2 separate regions of the Homo sapiens genome follow, and region 1 is linked to region 2. Evidence: chromatin contacts called from ENCODE Hi-C or POLR2A ChIA-PET data. All regions are on one chromosome and are shown on one strand. The core of a region is the stretch at or near the end of the contact, and the rest is flanking DNA. Distances in the headings are between cores, read along the strand shown.

Evidence for each region. Hi-C counts contacts between places; a loop is a spot of excess contacts on that map. ChIA-PET counts read pairs that join two places held with the same protein, here RNA polymerase II (POLR2A). Pooled maps may share reads with other maps.
Region 1: a map of chondrocyte shows a loop between it and region 2 (2.5-fold over the local background). The contact joins the enhancer-like site here to the promoter of ERRFI1-DT in region 2. A Hi-C loop is called at or near these places in 19 of 168 maps with a recorded cell type or tissue (Calu3, HepG2, IMR-90 and 14 more) and 17 of 50 pooled maps. POLR2A ChIA-PET finds 5 or more read pairs at or near these places in 9 of 52 experiments (AG04450, GM12878, H1 and 5 more).

The regions. Positions count from the first base shown.
Region 1 is chr1:8,113,580-8,119,019 of GRCh38, forward strand. The region is part of intron 2 of ERRFI1-DT (ERRFI1 divergent transcript); the gene reads left to right. Among named protein-coding and RNA genes, the nearest start is that of ERRFI1-DT, 90 kb to the left of the region's middle. RefSeq lists an enhancer at 2,015-2,515. Within about 2 kb of position 3,517, at least 23 of the 41 ENCODE cell types and tissues checked have a DNase peak (open chromatin) inside an H3K27ac peak, as active enhancers do; they include adrenal gland, ascending aorta, endothelial cell of umbilical vein and 5 more, where a contact is called at or near this core.
Region 2 is chr1:8,022,406-8,028,086 of GRCh38, forward strand. It overlaps ERRFI1-DT (ERRFI1 divergent transcript), which reads left to right and starts at 4,088. Exons shown (of 3, transcript NR_185980.1): 1 at 4,088-5,016. It overlaps ERRFI1 (ERBB receptor feedback inhibitor 1), which reads right to left and starts at 3,904. Exons shown (of 4, transcript NM_018948.4): 1 at 3,753-3,904. RefSeq lists silencers at 3,720-3,819, 3,940-3,989.

The DNA of each region.
Region 1 (5,440 bases), core at 2,267-4,766, 91 kb after region 2:
ATGCACTTTTTTTGTTTTTTTTTAATCTTCAATTTATTTTAAGTTCAGGGGTACATGTGCAGGATGTGCAGGTTTGTTCCATAGGGCAATGTGTGCCATGGTGGTTTTGCACAGATCATCCCATCACCTAGTTATTAAGCCCAGGATCCATTAGCTATTCTTCCTGACGCTCCCCCTCCCCCTATCCCCGCAGGGCCCCGTGTGTGTTGTTCCCCTCCATGTGCCCATGTATTCTCAGCATTCAGCTCCCACTTATAAGTGAGAACATGTGGTGTTTTGTTTTCTGTTCCTGCGTTCGTTTGCTGAGGAAAATCCACTTCTGGGCTCATTCTTGTTGGCAAAATTCAGTCCTTTGTATTACAAGACTGAGGTCCCCTTTCCTTGCTGCCTGTCAGCTGGGGACTGTTCTCAGCACCCAGAAGCCGCCCACATCCCTACCACGCGGCCCGTTCAGGCCAGCAGGGGTGCACAGAATCCTCCCGTGCCGCCCCGACTGCCTGTTCTGTGACCATCTGGAGAAAACTGTCTGCCTTGAAAGGGCTCATGTCACTAGGTCAGGCCCACTGAGTATTTTCTCTATTTTCATGTCAACTGATTTGGGACCTTAATTACATTGCAGCTCCTTTTCACAGCAGTACCTAGATTCACGTTTGGTTGGATAACTGGAAGACGGTATGTGTATATCAGGGGCCTGGAAATTTGGTGGGGCGGGTTACATCTTAGATTTCTGCCAAGCACACTGAGATTACAGTTGTGTGTGTGTGTATTTTAAGATGACTCTACACTGACTTTTGGGGGGAAATATTTAAAAAATAATTTAAAAATTGAATAAGTTACCAAATAAAAAGCGCATGTAGCCGGGCACGGTGGCTCACGCCTGTGATCCTAGCACTTTGGGAGGCCGAGATGGGTGGATCACCTGAGGTCAGGGGTTTGAGACCAGCCTGGCCAATATGGCAAAACGCTGTCTCTTCTAAAAATACAGGCATTGGCCAGGCATGGTGGCACATGCCTGTGATCCCAGCTACTCAGGAGGCTGAGGCAGGAGAATCGCTTGAACCTAGGAGTTGGAGGTTGCAGTGAGCCCAGATGAGATCATGCTACTGCACTCCAGCCTGGGCAACACAGCGAGACTCTTGTCTCCAAAAAAAAAAAAAAAAAAGAGCACATATAGACCACAGAGTATTTTTAGGGCAGTGAAGACACTCTGTATGATACTATAATCAGTGGATTTATGTCAATATGCATTTGTCCAAATTCATAGAACATATAACACCAAGAATGAAACTAATGTGAACTGTGGACTTTACTTAATAGTGCTGATTGGCTCAGCAATTGTAACGAACATGCCACACTCATGCAAAGTGTTAATAACAGGGGAACTGAGTTGGGGCATATGGGAATTCTGTACTTTTGGCTCTGCTTTTCCTGTACACCTAAAACTATTAAAAAAATAATAAAGTCTACTAGTTAATTAAAAAATCAAGGCTGGGTGCAGTGGCTCACACCTGTAGTCCCAGCACCTTGGGAGACCAAGGCAGGTAGATTGTGTGAGCCCAGGGCAGCACAGCAAGACCCCATCTCTATAAAAAATTTAAACATTAGCTGGGCATGGTGGTGAGCCCTTGTAATTTCAGCTACTCAAGAGGCGAAGGCGCAAAGATAGCTTGAGCCTAGGAGTTTGAGGCTGCAATGAGCTATGCACACGCCGCTGCACTCCAGCCTGGGCAACAGAGTGAGACCCTGCCTCAAAAAAAAAAAAAAATTCAAACAGCACAGAACTAGTATATGATGTGAACATCTTAGGCCATTATTGGGCACCGAAGAGGCTTTGGGTTGCATTTCTTCACTCATCAGCATGGGTAAATCATTGCAGAGCTTGAGTGTGGACACCACCAGGGGAAACAAGGTTGGGAGTAGCAAGGAATATGGGAAACAGAGACAGTGAATGGGACCTGATAGTGAATAGAGCCGGCTCAGCCGGCCTCCCGGCCTGACAGTGAATAGGCTGGCTCAGTTGGCCTCTGGGCCTGACACAGTCTATGTGTCTTAATTTTTTTCAGTAGCCCCAGTGTTCAGAGCTTGCTGGCTGTGATGTCACACTTTCCTTGATGATGGGATTGCAGTCATCCTCGCGCCTACCTGCCTGGCTGCAGGAAGCTCTATTCACTTCTAGGCTGTTCTCCCCAGGGCCACTTCCTTGTCTGCAAATCCATGTGAGCCAGCCCTTGTGCTCTGATTCCAGACTTCACCTCCTGGATTCCTGCAGGCTACCTCTGCTGCTTCCCAGACCTTTCCCTCCCATCCCTCTCGGGGTGAGCTCTGACCAGGCAGTAACTTTCAGCAGGACACCGCTGCACGCTTTGGAATCACAGAAGGCAATGACACCACAGAATGTAACACTGGATGCCAGACGCGCCTGCCTGTGAGTCCCAAGGCCTGAGTCTCTTTGGAGAGTCGGTTCCCCACTGGTGCCTCTGTGCATGCCATGGCCGGCCACATGTGGGACGATACAGATGACACGTGTGTCACACCAAGGCAGGATCAGAAGAATGTTTGAGATTTCAGAAAAAAAATTCAAGAAGTCATTATGGGAAGACCAGAACTTTGAGGGGTCAGAGTTGTTGGCGCTTAACCTCTTAAATTTTAGTTTACGATATTAAAAACTTAGAGGGCGGGTGAAGTGGCTCATGCCTATAATCCCACACTTTGGGAGGCTGAGGCAGGCGGATCACTTGAGGCCAGGATTTCAAGACCAGCCTGGCCAACATGGCGAAACCCCGTCTCTACTAAAAATACAAAAAATTCGCCAGGCGTGGTGGCGCACATCTGTAGTCTCAGGAGGTGAGGCACGAGAATCACCTGTGGGAGGCAGAGGTTGCAGTGAGCCAAGATCGCGCCACTGCACTCCAGCCTGGGTGCCAGAGTCAAGATTCTGTCTCAAAAAACAAAAACTTAGAGATTCCTTGTTTCTCTTTTAAAAAGTCAGATGGTGTCGTGACAGTGTGCATTGGCACCAGGTGTCTGGCGCTGGGCAGGGCTGTCTTTTCGGGCAGATGTGCTCTTTTGAGCTCACCAAGGCCCCTCCACGCCCCACAACCTGGATGATGACACCATCTCATTTTTTAGGCTTCATATTAAGGGCATTGGGTGTTCCCAATTAGCAGGTTGCGCTGGTGGCCAAAAGTATTTCTCAATCACGTAGAGTTTTTCTGGGACCTTCCTTGTTCATGGCTGAGTAAAAACAGGCCCTACCATCTAATCATTTAGACTCTCCTTTTGTGCCCTTTCTGCCCCAGGGTCTTGGAATGTGAAATTCCTTGAACAGCCATAAAAACCATAAAGTTGAAACTTTTCAATATCAATAGAACAATCAGAAAGGTGCCTTTTCTGGGTCTGTTTTAGAGTTGACTCAAAAACACAAATTCTAATCCCGCAGAGAACTGCTTGTGTTGAAATATTTACAGAAGGTCAGGGGTTTCTCCTCCCGCCTGGAGCAGAGAAGTGAAGCTGTGGGCCGTGGTTGAGCGAGGCTGGCCTCTCAAGCCTTGTTTATTCTGGAAATAACTTTGGAAAATGCCTCATATGGTTCCCCAGAGGCCTGGAGGTGGGCCTGTACAGTTCACGACAAACGAAAACAAACCATTCCTCTGCAATGTTTAGCAGAATTTATTAAAAAGATCTTTTTTAGAACTTCTAGACAGAGCTGATGGACTAGAAATGAACTTGCAAGTGTGAGGAAGTCACTCCACGGAGTGACACACACGCAAAATAAATAAATAAATAAATAAATAAATAAATATATAGTTCACCCAACTTTGTAACTGATTTAGATGGTGGAAATTTTGTAAAGTCCACCGCAGCACAGCAGTTTGAAAGAGACACTTGTTTGTTTTCATCAATCCCCAGAATGAAATCATTCCCCGAGGACCGGGTTAGCTGCTTCCTTCCCGGCATGGCCCTGCCTCTTTAAACTCATTCCCGGGGGGGACGAGACTGTTGCCTGATGCAGCAGGGGCAGCCAGCAGAAGCACTCCTGGCTGCTGGATGAAGAAACCTTTACATCCCAGGATCCCCCTCTGAGATCAATGAACAGATGGGTTTTCACAACAAGCTCTGTCTCAAGGCAAGCCTTATGTACGTTACCGACCGTGGCCGTGATGTCCAGCCTGCAGCATCTTTTTTTTTTTTTTTTTTTTTTTTCTGAGACGGAGTCTTGCTCTGTCACCCAGGCTGGAGTGCAGTGGCGCGATCTCGGCTCACTGCAACCTCCACCTGCCGGGTTCAAGCGATTCTCCAACCTCAGCCTCCTGAGTAGCTGGGACTACAGGCACCCGCCACCATGCCCGGCTAATTTTTTGAATTTTTAGTAGAGACAGGTTTGCACCATGTTGGCCAGGATGGTCTTGATCTCCTGACCTTGTGATCCACCTGCCTCAGCCTCCCAAAGTGCTGGGATTACAGGCATGAGCCACCCGCCTGGCTGCATCTTTTGCATTCCTAGACACCTGACTCATGGAGCATTTATGAGGGCCTGGTTGCCTCTGAGGGTCTCATGCTTTTTGTCAGCCTCTCTCTCTGCCATTACTCTGATAAATCTCCCCCCTCTGCCGCTCTGTTCTCCTGAAGGGACCAGTTCTAGGACCTGGTGTAGGGTCTGTGGGACCCAAAGTTCACCAATGAGTTCTTCCTTGAGATTTTTTAAGCAGGACCTCGGAGAGAAAATCCACGTTCCTCCACACTCTTGGAATTTTTAGGGCGTGGGCCTGGCGGCTGTTGATAGACAGGGCTCCTGCGGAGGAAAGCCTCTAAGAAGCCTCAAACCCCAGCAGTCCAGCTGAGACCATTGTGTTGTCCCAGTGTGTGACAGTGAGGGGACACTCAGGACACACAGAGTCGTGGTGGAGCGAAGCTTCTGGGCCCGCACCCTCCTCATGTGAACACTATGTCTGCCTTTCCTGCAGTGTGCTCACCTGGGCCTGCACGGAGCTCTTCTCGCCTAAGCTGGTTTGAATTCAGTTGGCATCACTTACAATGAAAAGGGTCTTAAAGATAAATATGCACATCAGTGAAATGCTCCTTTATGGTCTAAAAAAGAAGGTCAAACTTTCATGTTGATAAGAATTATTTGAAATTTGAGGCCGGGTGCGGTGGCTCACAGCTGTAATCTCAGCACTTTGGGAGGCCGAGGCGGGTGGCTCACCTGAAGTCAGGAGTTCAAGACCAGCCTTGCCAACCTGGGGAAACCCCATCTCCACTAAAAAATATAAAAATTAGCCGGGCATGGTGGCACATGCCTGTAATCCCAGCTACTCAGGAGGCTGAGGCAGGAGAATCGCTTGAACCCAGGTGCTGGAGGTTGTGGTGAGCCAAGATTGCGTCACTGCACTCCAGCTTGGGCAACAGAGCGAGCCTCTGTCTCAAAAAAAAAAAAAAGAAA
Region 2 (5,681 bases), core at 2,838-5,337:
AGCACTCAACAAGTTACAAAGCACCTTCTTACACATTATCTCACTTGATCCCCACAACATCCCTGTAAGAAGAGGCAGGGATTAGAATCTCCATTTTGCAGATGAGGAAACAAAGTGAGGTTAAATATCTTGCTATAAGCAAAAGGGCGATCATGGCTCTTCTGTACTATAATCCAGCATTTTCCCCACACTTTCACTACCTCTCCACTCTATAGTATCTTCATTTTAGGCAACAACCTCATTTCTCCTTGTAACATTCTTGTTTATAAATGGAGAAACTGAAGCAAAAGGCTGTTAAGTTAAATGCTCAAGACCTAAGTGCTAGTCAATAGCAGAGGCAGGAACAGAAACTCAACTCATAGTGCTCATTCAGCTCAAAAATTCTTAGAGGGCAAGGATTAATTCTTTTCACAAATATTTATCAAGTGCTTATTCTGGATTAGACACCATGTGAGGTGAAAAATAGAGATGGCTGCTGCCTGAAGAAGCCTTCCATCTAATGAGGGAGGAAGAGAATAGCCAAGCAAGCAAACAATTTTAGATGGCGATACCTTCCAAGGAAACAAGCAGGGTACAGCAGCAATAGGATAAGGAGGCAGAGGAGCATATATTTACACAGGTGGTTTGGGAAGGCCTCTCTGAGTAGGTGACTTTTAAATGGAAATCTAAAGGCTGAAAAAGAGGCAGCCCTGATAAGAGTCAGAAGACAATTCTACTGAGCGAATAGTTGTTTAAAAAACAATCTGTAACTAGTCCAGTTTCACATCTGGGGTATTGAATAAGAGCTTTTGGATAATGTCTTCCAATCCTTACCTTCCTATTGTTTCCAAGTTGAAAAGGGCTCCATTTCTGTAGCCAAAGCCCCACATTTTTTTGTTTGTTTATTTTTTAAAGACAGAGTCTCACTCTGTCACCAGGCTGTAGTGCAGTCGTGTGATCTTGGCTTACTGCAACCTCTGCCTCCCAGGCTCAAGCAATCCTCCCACCTCAGCCTCCTGAGTAGCTGGGACTACAGACGTGTGCCACCATACCCAGCTAATTTTTGTGTTTTTTTGTAGTGACAGGGTTTCACCATGTTGCCCAGGTTGGTCTCATACTCTTGGGCTCAAGCCATCTGCCCGCCTTGGCCTCCCAAAGTGCTGAGATTACAGGCCTGAGCCACTGAGCCCGGCCAAAAGCCCCACATTTTAAAGACACATTCATTGAGACCTGGAAGAGTGGTCTTTTCGTAATATTGCCCAATTTTATGGTGTGAGGAATTGGACTACAGTATCAACAAAGACTTGAAATCTGAGAATCCTCCCCACCACCTTCTGAAATCTGAACCCCCCTCAGTAACTTTTCCCTATCTTAAAACTAATTGTTAAGGTAGTAACTTACATTTAGGACCCTCAAACTCATTCGCCTCATCTACCTTTACAAAGCACGTGTTTATGCTGTGTGAACAATGCCAGAATACCACAACTGGACTGCGTTTATGTAGCGAGTTCTTTATTAGCTTTTGTATAGCCAGACACCCGCAAAGGATGCTAAATGTATCCAAATGGATCCAGATGATGAGGTACCAATTCAAATTTATTTAGATCAAGAGCAGAGTTGTTTCTCTGGCAGAGGGAGCCTATGCCATTCCAATTCCTGGAGTTACCCCTGACACCTCCTTTCCTTCCTCTGCTCCTTTCTAAAGCAATCTGATGGTATGCAGACAATCAGGTCAGTTTCAAGCATGTTAGATTGTGCCTGTAATTTACGCAAATTGCTTTGAAAAGCCACCATTAGTTTCAGCAGAAAGGAAGTATTATCTAGCTCAACTTTTGAGAAGCAGCAGTCAAGAGGTATTTTCACACAAAAACTCAAGCATAATTAAATCTTATAAAGAGTGACCAGTATATATTGTGAACTGCAAGTAGGAAAACCGATGATTGAAACAACAGTTTTACCCGTCAAAAATATCAATAATTCAGGCATTTCATAACAGCCATAAAAAAATTAAACAGATTTGCTTTCCAACCCTTATCAATGACTGCTCCAATCCTGCTGAGCCTTAAAAGGTAAAACATGCTTTCATGCAATTATTTATCAACATCAACTATGTGCAAGGCTGCATAAGATAGAAGCTATACAAGGCAGAGTGCCTACCCTTAAGGAGTTTACAATCTAATATATCTGTCAGGTTATAAATCGTTAGTCTAAGACCTCTATCACTTATTATCGAGTGTCCCCTGGAACACACAGGTGAAAATAAACTTCTGCTTGAAGCAAAGGGAATGACAAATAGTTTCTGAAGTCCATGCTAAATCCTTTGTTATTTTTCTTCAAACTTGCTAATATCTGGAAAAGAACTTGCTTGATAACATATTGGTAACCAATTATAGCCAGCATGTTAGCAAGAAACCAGCTTCTTTTATTTTGGTCTTTGCAAAATTTGATCATTTGCTGATACCTAGCCTGTCTTTGGTCTCTGTTCAAATAAAATTTCACTTAAAACTGTATATTGTAATTACAGAAATATAAGAAAAGAAATGCAGTTAAAAAAATAGGTACGGTGAACTTGGGATGTTCAGTCTCAACAAATGTGTGTACCCACTGCATTCTTACACATTTATAAAAGGTTGAACATTTGTTCTGGAAGGGAAAAAAAGGGCATTTTAACCTCACCTTTCTTCACCCCTGACAGTTGCCTAGAAACCAGTCTTGCCCTACCTGTGTTGCAGGTGTACCTCAAGTCACCGACACATCTCTTTTAAAGCTACAGTCTCCATTCTGACTTAAGTTTATGACTAACCATCTATTCATATTTTTATCAGGTAAGAGACTGGTTTCTTTCAAGCAATGATGAAATCCTAATAAAGACTTAGCAAGCACTAATACAGCACCATTCACGGTTAAAGAGTCATCTAATTTGTACAGGGCTATGATATACATATAAATACACACACAAAATTCCCAATAAGCATTCACGTCTTGAACACATAATTTTGCAGTCCGATTCCATTCAAAGCCGTACTTAAGACACTCAGAGCAAAGAATCACGTTTCTAGGAGAGAAGGAAGAGTTCAGAACAGCTTAGACGAATTTTTAAATACTGATTTCGGCATTACCATCGTCGCTGTGAGATTAGGCAGAGGGAGCGGGGCTGACCGCCAGAGAACCGGTACCAACCACCGCAAGCAATCGCCGAGCCTCCCACCCCAGCTTTCAAGACAGGATTTACGGGTACACGGTGTGAACAAGACAACGCAACCCCCTTTTTACAAATAAAAAAAAAATCAAACAAGCCCCCAGGCCCGAAGACGCTCATCCCCGCCGGGCAACCCCGCGAGCGCAGGCTGCGGGACGAGGACCTTCATGCTCGCCGCTCCCGAACCCCCGTCCGCTCCTGCGGTCCCGGTGCTGCGGGGACGTATCCCGGGCGCTCGGGTGCATGGCCCCGGCCAGCCGAGGGGCCGCGCGACGACCACAGCCGGCGTGGAGAAGGCGGCGGGCGCCGGCACTTCGCGGCGTCCCCAGGCCCGGGCTGCGCCGCCGGGGAGGGTCCCGCTCTCCACACCTCAATGGGGAGAAGCCCGCGAGCGACCGGCCGGCCTCTCCCTCCATCCCAGAGACTCCGCGTCGCGGCGACCCTCCCCGCGCCCTCCACGCCCCCGCCCTCGCGTCGGGGAGCCGCCTGGATCCCGGCGCCCGGCGCGGGGCCCCCTGAGGGAACGGAGCGCTGCGTGGCCCTCCCCACCCCCTCAGCGCGCCAGGCCCCTTACCCCGGAGGAGCGGCGGCTGCCCCGCGGCGCCCTCCCGCGCATGTCCGTCCCGGCTGGCTCAGCGCCGCGGGCTCAGGGGCCCGGACATCGCGCAGGCGCCTCTTGCTGGCTCGCGCTCCCGCTAGCACTCTGCCTCGCACCGGACCGCCGTCGCCGCGGCTGCCGCCGCCGCCTCTATATATAGCATAGGCCGCCGGGCCGTGAGGTCGCCGCGTCCCGCCCCGCCTCCTCCCGCAGCCAATCAGGGCGCGCGCCGCTTAAAGGGGCGATGCCGTGGCCGAGGCGTTGCGCCGGGCCCACCGTGGCGTATCGCGGCGCTGCAGGGAGCCGGCTTTGTCTCCCGGAGAGGCGTCTCCGGGCTGACCGCGGCCGCAGCTCCGCTCCTCTGCCTGAGCCGTGCGGCAGCCCTGGGAGCCTCTCAACGCCGAGCTTTCCTCAGAAGCCCGCGGCGACCCGGGCCTCGGCCGCTGTTCCTGCCCGAACTGAGGGCACATCGCGCTTCGCGCGGGATTTCCCATAAATTCAGGCTCCGGGCAAGATTGTGTGTTTTTTCCTCTCCGCGGGCCGCCGCTGGCCGTGTGGGCCGAAGAAGCCCTGGAGGGGGAGAGGGGAGCCGCTCTCGACTGGGCTTGCGGCGTGGGAGGGACAGTGAGGGACACTTAGGGACTGTGTGGGGCAGTGAAGGATAGTGTGGGATGATGAGGGACCGTGTGGACCGGTGAGCGACTGTGTGGGACAGTGCGGGACGATGAGAGACGGTGTGGGACGGTGAGGGACAGTGCGGGACGATGAGGGACAGTGAGGGACTGTGTAGGACAGTGAGGGACAGTGTGGGACGGTGAGGGACTGTGGGACAGTGAGGGACTTTGGGACTGTGAGGGACTCGGACAGTGAAGGATGGCAAGGGACAGTGTGGGACAGTATGGGACAGTGGACAGTGAGGCACTGTGAGGGGCGGTGAGGGACAATGAAGGATGTCAAGGGACAGTGTGGGACAGTGGACGGTGAGGTACTGTGAGGGGCGGTGAGGGACAGTGTGGGACTGTGAGGGATGGCGAGGGACAGAGTAGGACAGCAAGGGAGGATGAGGGGACAGAGTGGGCCGGCGTGGGGCGGTGAGGCTACGCGGGGGGAACCCAGGGCTCCTCTGACTGCGTTGGAATATGGAGGAAAGGTCCTGCTCGAGGTTGAGCCCTTCAGGGTCGCTGTGGGTTTCCAGGAGGAGCTCCCTCACTACTGACTTAGGGGGCCCTCGGCTTCCCAGGTTTGTGTTTACTCAGGCGACCTGAGCTGGCCCCGACGTCTTTTGGCTTTGGAGAGGCCACGGATGCCCAAGGACAAAGCCCCAGCGGGCCTGTGGGAGGAGGTTTCTCGGGGCGCCAGTGATGCAACTTAGGCTTATAGTTTAACCGTAAAATAAATAATACAAATGATAACAAACCAAGAGTGACTAAAGTCAGAAAAAAAGCAAACAGACGGAAACCCTCTAGTTTTAACTAGAACAAATTCCCTGGCTGGTCCTCTGTTGGGAGAGCCCAGAGACCTGTCGCTGACCTCTAGCCTCCTGGAGCCCCTGCTTGCACTTCAGCAATAATGCCTGATAGTTAGACACTGATCACTAGCTAATTGGGGTAGTTTAACATATGGAATGAGATTCTGGCCTTATTATCAGGTTAACTATTAACTCTACACCCCATGAAATGATTTGCCTTTCCCCCACTATTATTTACTTACATTCTTTTTAATTTAATTCAAAGGCCTAATTTTGAATTCAAGGCCTTAAGCACGAAAAGGAAAAAAAAAAGAAAAAGAATCTGAAGTATCTTTGCCCTCTCTCACTTGCAAAACAAACGAACGTTTTGCAGAGAGAAATCTGGCTTCCTTTCTGATGGCTCTTCTGGCTTACAAGGGGCTGTTGGGTCATTTTCA